2 separate regions of the Mus musculus genome follow, and region 1 is linked to region 2. Evidence: chromatin loops called from intact Hi-C (ENCODE). Cell type or tissue: gastrocnemius. All regions are shown on one strand. Region 1 overlaps Usp38 (ubiquitin specific peptidase 38). Region 2 has its middle 14 kb from the start of Smarca5.

Evidence for each region. Hi-C counts contacts between places; a loop is a spot of excess contacts. Peaks named below come from ENCODE experiments on the same cell type or tissue, not always from the same donor. Only the 100,000 strongest peaks of a DNase experiment are listed, where the experiment ranks them.
Region 1: it touches region 2 in a loop (4-fold over the local background); 35 of 42 quality-filtered maps call a loop at or near these places.

What each region holds. Positions count from the first base shown.
Region 1 is chr8:80,996,439-81,001,438 of GRCm38, forward strand. Usp38 (ubiquitin specific peptidase 38) reads right to left here. Exons shown (of 10, transcript NM_027554.2): 4 at 4,615-4,716. Among named protein-coding and RNA genes, the nearest start is that of Usp38, 16 kb to the right of the region's middle. In gastrocnemius, a CTCF peak has its summit at 396 (motif pointing left); no DNase peak of the experiment used is centred here; H3K27ac peaks cover 1,355 bases.
Region 2 is chr8:80,750,760-80,755,759 of GRCm38, forward strand. No RefSeq gene overlaps it. Among named protein-coding and RNA genes, the nearest start is that of Smarca5, 14 kb to the left of the region's middle. In gastrocnemius, a CTCF peak has its summit at 2,754 (motif pointing right); a DNase peak (open chromatin) is centred at 2,767; H3K27ac peaks cover 1,155 bases.

The DNA.
Region 1 (5,000 bases), 250 kb after region 2:
AAATGCTAGGGACCTGAATTTGATCCAGAGAACTGACACCCGTAAATTGTCTTTTGATCTCTGTATGTATTATACACACAATCCACCTAAAATACAAACTACATGTACAAAGGAGTTTCAGTCATTGTTGCATTAAAAAAAAAAACACTTTCAGGTAAAAGTGCTATGGTCATTCTATTGAATAGATAAATTGTTTTTTAAAAACCTCTTTTGAGTACCATGGCTCAAGCCTTACCCTTGTGTATGCCAGGCAAGTGCTCTATTAGTGAGTTACACCACAACCCAACCAGATTATTTAACAGAACAATGTTAAAACTCCCGGAAAAAAAAAAACAAAAAACAAAAAAACAAAACCAATACAATGAAATCCCCCAACTGAAATTAGTGAAAGAGCTCCATCTAGTGTTAAGTTTAAATTTTTCAACTGAAAAAAAAATGAAAAAAGTACATAGCAATGTGTACTGCAAAAGTCTCTATATGTAACTAAAATTGTGCTCAGCTAATAAGAATATATTGTTTGATAATAACAGGAATAATACCTTAGATAGGTCATATCCTTATTAACAAAACAGCTGCTCCAAAAATAATGCTCATTATTAAAATATTTAATACTGGTAAATGGTAAAATAATGCTCTTTCACTTAAAATTAGTCTAAATACCAACTTTTTTTTAAAAGCAGTGAATGAAGTATTTTTATTAATCTCCCCACACCCAAGGCTCAGGGAACATCAGAAGAGTTGTCAAAGAAAGTCAGAGTTTATAGTTGAGGGGAGGGGCTGTGAAATGCAGACTTTTGACATGACATGACTGCTTTACACCTCAACTAATAGCGCCTGTAGTTTCCTGAACAATACCTGAACAAAATCAAGCCAGTTGCACTTCCAGTATGAATTGGAGAGGGGTCCCAGAGAGGCCCAACTTTTGGCAGAAAAGCTGTTGTTCAGGTTTTGTGCAGGTCATACTTCCAGTATGAACTGTAGAGGGGTCCCAGAGAGGCCCAATCTTTGGAAGAAGAGCAATTCCCAGTTGATGGTTTCTGATAGAGTGAAAGTCACTGTACTTTGGGGACATGGTTGCTAAATACCAACTCTTATACAATCAAAGATTTAAGAGATAGCCAAGGGCTGGTGAGATGGCTCAGTGGGTAAGAGCACCCGACTGCTCTTCCGAAGGTCTAGAGTTCAAATCCCCGCAACCACATGGTGGCTCACAAGAGGAGATCTGACTCCCTCTTCTGGAGTGTCTGAAGACAGCTACAGTGTACTTACATATAATCAATAAATAAATCTTTAAAAAAAAAGAGAGAGATAGCAAAATGAAAATTCTATTTTACAGAAACGGCTGACATCATGATAGAATATTTTTTCAACTAATTATTAATCATAATCTGATACCATATATAAGTATACTTCTGAACTAAAGGTGTCCCAGGTTCTTTATGCATAATATCTTTGCAGCTCCAAATCCTGATAAACTGTATTCACTACTCTATCAGGGTTGTCTCACCAAACAGTACCTCAATCAGTGGTCAGATTCTGCAATTAACCACTGTTAATTGCTGTCCTGCACTGTCTGGATTTCTTCTGTGTCAATGCATTAAGTCACATTGTACCTTTTATGCCATCTTTTAAGACCTGAATTCTATGACAGTTACCTGATGTGGCCATACTACAGCAGGTGCGTATAGTACCACATTGTCAGCTTCTAGGCTGGTGTTCCAGAATTGGGTGGTTGGAAAGGAGTTGGCACAAAAAGTGCACAATTTAAATTTATGATTTAAAATTTTAATCTTTTATTAATTAAAGCTTTCTTGGATAACTCATACACACACATACACACTCTACTTACTTTCATGCCCTACCTTCTCTCTATATTTTAACTTTATGCATTTGGATATTTCCCCTGCACATATATCCATGTACCACATGTGTGCCTGGCCTGGTGCTCACAGAGATCAGAAGTGGGCATCAGGTTCCCCAGAAGTAGAGTTCCAGTCACGTGGAGTACTATTTGTGTACTGGGAATTAAGCGCAGATCCACAGGCATAGTAGCCAAGCTCTTAACTGCTGAGGTATAACACACCTCCCTTGGATCCACTGATCCTAGTACCCCTTTCTCAGTCAGTTTATGATTTTGTGCTGTGTTCTCATCAGCTTTCCTCAGTTACCTGTGGCTGCCTGGGGTGTGGACACGCCAGCTACCAGATTCTAATGAGTTTGTTCTTTTGTCTGGTTTTCCTCCCTCCCTTCTCGTCACCTCGAAGATACAACCCAGGTACTCCTGCATCTTAGAAGAGTGCTCTATCACTGAGAATATCCCTGGCTCTCATTTCTACGTTTCTAACACATCTCAGTGACAATTTCATAAAACTAAAATCTGTCACTTTCTTGCTAAACTAGACTGAAATCCAAAATTATTTTGTTTTCTCAGAGGTAAAGGGAGAAAGATGAAAGAAAAGGACTCTAAAAGTGAATTTCATAGTTTCAAGTCTTCCAAAGTTCTTCCAGTCGAGAAATGGCCTTCACAACCAGGCTGCAGTCTTGTCTCCTATCACATTGTCAATGGCCACTCTCATCACCAACAAGGAAATGAGATGCAGTCCTTTCCCAGCAGTGTAGACTGCCACTCAAGCAGGCTGATGCCTTCTAAACGATTCCAAGTTAGATTTCATGTGTATGAGTGTTACCTGAAACAAAGGTGAATACCCAGGGAGGTCAGAAGACAGTGTCAGAGCCCCGGAAACTGTAGCTACAGATGGTTGTGAATCACGGTGTGGGTGTTGCAAACTGAGCCTGGGTTGTTCAACAAGTGCTCTTAAACACTGAGCTATCTGTCTAGCCCCCAAATTTAAATATTTTAATGTATGAAATTAAATGCATTTAGAAGTTACTGCAATACTCATTCAACTACTTGAGGAAATACATATAGCTTAATTACTAATTTTGCTTTTTTTTTCCATTTTAACTATGCACCACAGATCCATCTAAAATAAAATTTTCTTTTTATTAAAAGTATATGAAGCTGGGCAGTGGTGGCACACGCCTTAAATCCCAGCACTTGGGAGGCAGAGGCAGGTGGATTTCTGAGTTCGAGGCCAGCCTGGTCTATAGAGTGAGTTCCAGGGCAGCTGGGCCTGTAACCTATCACAACTTCCTGGATTATTCTCAGATTTCTAAACAGGAAATGTAATGAACGAGTATGCTGTTCATCCCAGGCTGCTGCTCAGATGTACCTACATCACATAAACCCCTCCCCACACGGAGTGTCATACTGGGTCTCCAAGCTAGCTTTAGTTGAGTTTTGCAGAGTATTCACAAAGTACTAGGTCTTGATTTTCAGGCTTTACTTAGATCAAAAACTTCAAATTTCAAACCTAGATATTTCTTAAATAGGTGATTTAAAACTGCTTTAATCCAACAGCTAAAATTTCAGCCAAACATTTCAACTTTGTTATTTCAACTTCCTTTTTCAGAAAGAGATAGAGGAAAAAAAACAATACAAAAGGTAAGGAAGTACCTTCTTTTAACAAACTGTAAGAAAAGGGAGTAAGAGTTCAGCAGAGCCTATGTGATTCTCCACAGAGGTTAAGGAAAGGCACCAGTGTGCAAGGCCATATGCTGTAATTCCTTTCCCACAACTTTTGAAAAGAAAAGAAGCCTTTATTCAAATATCCTGTACGTAATGATGTCACAAGACAGGACATTTTGTAGACATTTTACAAGACATTTTATTTATATATTTAAGTAAACTAGCTCAAAATTGAGTAATTTGATAAAGAGAGAATCTTATGGTTTCACCATCAATTTCACTACTATGAGAGCAATTACTACAGAAATCACTCATCCAAAATATGAAATGAAGTGACTTATTGCCAAGGTTTCCCTGAAACAAAGTCTGTGGATTTCCCCGAGGACAAGGTACTGGCTAGCCCATGTGAGCCTAGGGTGCTGAGGCTACCTTGCTAGCTGCGCACAACCAAGAGGAATTAGCTCTGCTCTTCGTCATGTCTCCTGACTTGTCATGGTGTATTAGTGTCCCTCAGGTTGGGAGGGGCTGCTGCTGAGTTTCTACTCCTGTAAAACATGGTCAGACCTTGGAGAATGCAGATAACCACATGACAGTTTCCTGAAACAAACAGATTTCCAATAACATTCTGTCATTCTTCACATGTAGTAACCGACAACTGCAATCAAATCAAAGCCAGCAAGCAATTGGCTTTGGGTGGTTGGTAGAACTGTGACTATCATTAAGATGGAGTTAGGGGCTGAGAAAGAAGAAAAAGCCCTACACCTAAGGCTAACTTGTTTCTGTAGTTTCTGCCACTGTGTAAAGGTTTCTACACTGCTACTGTGTAAAGGCACCCTGCGATGACAGCTCCCTATAGCAGTAACTTCAGTTGCTGGCAATGGTTGTTGAGTGGGGCTGTTTAGGTGAAGTACAAACTTTCTCAAAATACTGTCTTTGTCAGGATATTCTACAAACTCAATTTGTTAAGAATTTATAGTTACATGACATGCTATAAAGCTAACCTACAGTCTTTTCATTAAGTATCCACTATGAGCTATACTTTGAGAACAAGCGTTTCTGGTTCAGAGAGCTTCCACCGTACTTACCACATGGAATGCCTCAGGAGAATGCTGAAAACTAAGCAGCATATGAGAGAGGACTGCAAGAGCACCAGGTCTCACGAGAGGAAACCAAAGTCGGTTAAAAACCTGCGGAAGGAGACACCATTCTCAGAGTTCACAGCTAAAGATTTATTAACCCTTCTCTACAGCTGACAGCTCGTTAGTGTCAGTGTCCCTCTTCCTTGATAGCCCTATCCTAACACATTATTAGAAGAAAATGAAAGAACAAAGGATTGAAATTAAAGAATTTAGTGATCTAAACAATTCTCAAAATTCCCACATTAAGTGAAAATATGCAAATGAGGTTACGGTTCCCTAGGTCGCTATCATTCAGTTTACTCGATCAGTATTTACTGAACACCTACTATTAT
Region 2 (5,000 bases):
CTCCCTGGAGCTCCATCCCTGCCCTGCGGCTGCCTGTTAGTGGCACCTCCAAGGCTTATCTTCTCCATTGTCCTCCACACAGCTTCAAGGTTGTACAGCTTCCTTGCCCTGGAGTTTACTTTTTAAACTGAATGCATTACCCTTGAATATCCATTCAAGTCTCTCTTTAATTCTTTTCTTAATGAAAACTTTTCAAGGAGGCCTGAGTTCTCCGGTGTCATCTGATGGCACTCCTGGGACTCCCAATATTTTTAGTAACACATTCCCTCCTGCCTTTTCTATAATTGGGAGAGAAAATGAACCTATTCCAGTACCTTAGGCAGCAGGAAGGGTGGCACAGGTACCTCCAGGGGAACCTGGAGCGAGTCCTGAAACTAACTGAGGGGGATTGTTATATGTATGACATTGTCAGATAATTTAAAATATTACTTAAAGAGAAAGAAATTACGGTAATTGGTCATCTGGCACATTGGTTAGATTTCACAGAACTGAGAACGGAAGCCAGGGAGTGGATGTCTGCAGTAGGTGGAGAAGACGTCCCTGGGATTCCCAGGAGTGGCCTGAGGACAGTGTACTGTGAGTGTGTCACCCTGAAGTTTGCTGAAAGGAGCAAAAGGCACTGTCACTAGGGTAGAGAGTGAGTGGCCAGAGTGTGGACAGAAGCCTCCAAAAAGGAGTTACTGAAGGGAAGATGGGTCCTAACACTGGCTTATGGGAGAAGAAGGGGAGATAGCTTGACACTAAATACCTCTGACTGACTCACTATGCAAGTCCCAGCAATCAGGAGGCAGAGGCAGGTGGATCTCTTTGAGTTTATTTACATCTTGTCTTCAGAGGGAGACCCTGTCACAAAAAGAAAACAAACAAACAAACAAACAAACAAACAAAAAAACAGATGAAGTTATATAAACTAACCAGGCCAACAAGGGCAAAGGTCACATATTCTTTCTGCAAACTGTTTATCTCTGAGTGCCCATGGGAGTCGGGAAACTAGGAAGGGGACTTGGAGCCAGGGTTGCTTTAAGGAAAGTGGAGAGGACACAGGTGGCAGCGGGGGTGGGGGACACTGGAATGAAAAGGTTTGAGCATGGAGGAGGACTGGAAGATTTAAGGAGATGGGAGTGGGGGTGGGGGGTTCCAAATGAAGGGTCTGTGTAAAGGCCTCTGTGGAAACCTCCCCTCCTGTAACAAATAAATACACGAGAAGTTGAAGGAGTTGCCTGCCTTCACGGCTAGGTGACAGATGTTGTTGCTCGTGCCAGGAAACCCAAAGACTACCAAGGAGCCAATTCAGATACAATAGCATTAGGGTATCTTTAGTCAAGCTTGAGCTTGGGCCACACCACCAGCTCTGACGCAGAAGAATGGGAGAGGACCCCAAGTCTAGTTTCAGGCAAATATTTATAGAGGCAAGAAAGGGGTATCTAGCCTGGTACACATCTGATGGGGGCGGGGTGGGGGGAATTGTGGCCTTTAACATAATTGGCTGGTGCTGGGAGCCAAACCATAAACTTAACTTCTGCTTTCCTTCTGATTTGTGGTTGTTAGGAAGTGAAGTGTCAGGGGCAGGCTTGTAACCTGGGGGTGCAGATTTGTTGGGGAATGATCTGGAAACTGATGCTAGACACAGGTCTTGTTGGGGGCATGGCCTGGAAACTAGTGCTAGTTACTAGCCTGTTATTTAAGCTTGAGTTCAACCTTAGATCAGGTTCTCTAAGATGGAGTCAACCCAAAAGATCTGGTCTCTCAGCCTTGGGTCACTCACTCAGAAACGTTCCACTCCCACAGGTGGAACAGCTCTGTGGGAGTTGGTCGGGGAGGTCCCAGAGCCCCTCCTGCTCACGGACAATGCAGGCTTTGTCAGGCTTCTAGGTTGCTTATCATAACCGTAACAGGAGACTCTGCTGCCACCGGTCTCGATTGCAACAATGGGGACATCAAGATGGGTGGGAACCTATAATCCTGGTTAACAACTCATGCTGGGGGGAGGGGGGTCCAAGGTAGGGGAAGAAGATTAATATTGTTCTTTAACGAAATCAACATAGCATCAAACTGCTTTTAGAATAGGTACATTTATACTCCAAAGAAAAGCTACTCTTCAGCTTCAGTCAGACAGGCCTCTGCAGAGAATGGCTCAGACTGAATGCATAAGATGCAGAGAGTAAGCAATGGTCGAGGGCTCGGCCATAAACAAGACATCCATCCATACTAGTGCTTTAAGGCTCACCGATTGCTAGGAAGAGGGAGTAGGACATATGTAAGAGCTGGAAGGCGGGGCAAAGGGCTGTGGAATGCCATCCATATGCTTAACACAACCTTTGCAATCACAAAATCAAAACTTGCATTACACAAGACTGGGCCTGTCAATGATCCAGGTTAGAAAGAGGTTTGCGCTTAGCACCCGTTAGTGCTAAACTGTTAGGTTCTGAAAGATTCTGGGAGAGGATGAAGTCGCTGTCTTCAGTGTATACCCACTGCAGAGCCTATCAGGCCCCACTGGAGAGTTCCATACCATCAGAAGGACAGATATCCCTGGTAAAGTAAAGAGACTGGGGTGAGGGAGGGGTAGACAGGGATAGTAGAGAAATGGGGGAGGGAGAGGAGAGATTGGTCAGTGTGCATTATGTGCGTAGGTGAAGTTGTCAAAGAGCAAATTTAATTAATAAAGAACCTGTTGAACAGAGAACCTCTTAAGAGGCATGGTAAAGAGTGTATTCCCATTGTCAGAGGTCCTGAAGATTCAGTTTTGTCCACAAGAGGGCGCAGGCGGCTCCCTAACAATCACAGCGGCAGACCAGCTGCCATGAAATCCTGTGGAAGAGGCGAGAGCTCCTTCAGCAACCTAACTGAAGTCACATCAGTACATGTGCATTTGTCCACAACAGCACAGATTCCCTTGGAAGCACACATAACTTGGATATGGAAAGAAGAAACTGTGTTCATGTTTGGAACTTGTGACTGTAATATTTATTAAAAACATCTTGTGAAAATACCTTATAGGGAACAACATTTTGTGAACATCTTTAGACTTATGTATGAATTTTAAGAAAGGGCTGTGAAGAACACAATATAAAGCAGCCATCATGATGTTTTCAGGAAGCCTGCCACTTCACATTAGTAGCTTTCTTGTTCTGTTTTACATTGTTGTGTTTTGGATTGGCAGAGTTTTGGTTGGTTGGTTGCTTTGCTTTTTTATCGTTTGCATGCAGTGTTAGGTTTTATTATAACGTTTTCAAACAATTGTTACTTCTGTTGTTCTTCCCTCTCCCTCCTCTTTAACCCCTTCCTCCTCCTGTCCCTCCATGTCCAGCAGCCTCCTTTTGACCTTTGCAGCACCTGTCCCTTTGTCCTCCCCCCATTTCTTTTTTTTTTTCTTTCAGATACTTTATTTTAGGAAAACCCAACTGAGAAGATTATAACTCTCTGTCCAATATATTTGCATAAAAACAATGTACATGTCAGTTTAGGTGAGGCAATGGTATTTGGAGCTGGACTTTCTAAATTCAAATTGCAACCAACATATATGCTATTGGGATTTTAATATATAAAATAACTTTCATCTCATTTATTCTTTCTAAAATATTAGAAACATCCACATCTTCTACTCACTAGTTTTTTACACATAAGTATTCATATATAACTTATAAGACTTTGGAAAATACACAAGGAGTTTCAAAGTATTGCAATTGATTGCTGGAATATAGAAAATAGTCAGTAAATTACAATAATTCCATTAAATTATTTCAGTGGATCATAAGCACATGTAACTAAGACTGATTATTAACTAGAAACTCATATGCATAAATTCCTTTCATTTCAAGCTGAGCCTCAAATTAAAAACATGGTTTCTTTGTGTTTTTTCCCTCAACATGCTATTTTCTCAAGTATGTAAATGTTGTCTATTGGTACATTTCAAAGATTAGAGCTACTTGTATGTTTGTCTTTCGTATTTCTGTCAAGTTGTGGGAATAATCTATCAAATTTATATTAAGAAGTTGTTGCACAATACAGGTCATAAAAATTTTAAAGATGCCATTATAAATCAAATCCCCTTTAAGATATCTTAATGACAAAACACATCTAATTTCAATATTAGAATTAGCTGAATTTAAGTTAGTGACATAAAGAGAACGTTGGCCTTATTTTGAACCATTTTGAGAAGTACAAAGCCATTTTCCATCAATTCTATTTTGTCTTAAGATTTTTTTTAATTAGGTATTTTCCTCATTTACATTTCCAATGCTATCCCAAAAGTCCCCCATACCCTCCCACCCACCCACCCCCACTTTTTGGCCCTGGCATTCCCCTGTACTGGGGCATATAAAGTTTGCAAGTCCAATGGGCCTCTCTTTCCAGTGATGGCCGACTAGGCCATCTTTTTTTTTTGTTTGTTTTTTTTGTTTTTTTTTGTTTTTTTGGTTTTTCGAGACAGGGTTTCTCTGTATAGCCCTGGCTGTCCTAGAACTCACTTTGTAGACCAGGCTGGCCTCAAACTCAGAAATCCGCCTGCCTCTGCCTCCTGAGTGCTGGGATTAAAGGCGTGCGCCACCACGCCCGGCATTAGGCCATCTTTTGATACATATGCAGCTAGAGTCAAGAGCTCCGGGGTACTGGTTAGTTCATAATGTTGTTCCACTTATAGGGTTGCAGATCTCTTTAGCTCCTTGGGTACTTTCTCTAGCTCCTCCATTGGGAGCCCTGTGATACATCCAATAGCTAACTGTGAGCATCCACTTCTGTGTTTGCTAGGCCCCGGCCCTCCATTTCTTAATATCTGTCCTCCTTCCCTGGTCTCCTTTATAGTTTCATACCCTATACTCAGGCTCACACCCACATATATACATACATACACACATACACATATACATAGGTACATGCACACATATACACATTCGTAAGTGCATACATATGTACATACATATACATACACACATACATATACGCATACAAAAGTGCAATATGCATACATATATATGTACATACATAAGTACATACATACA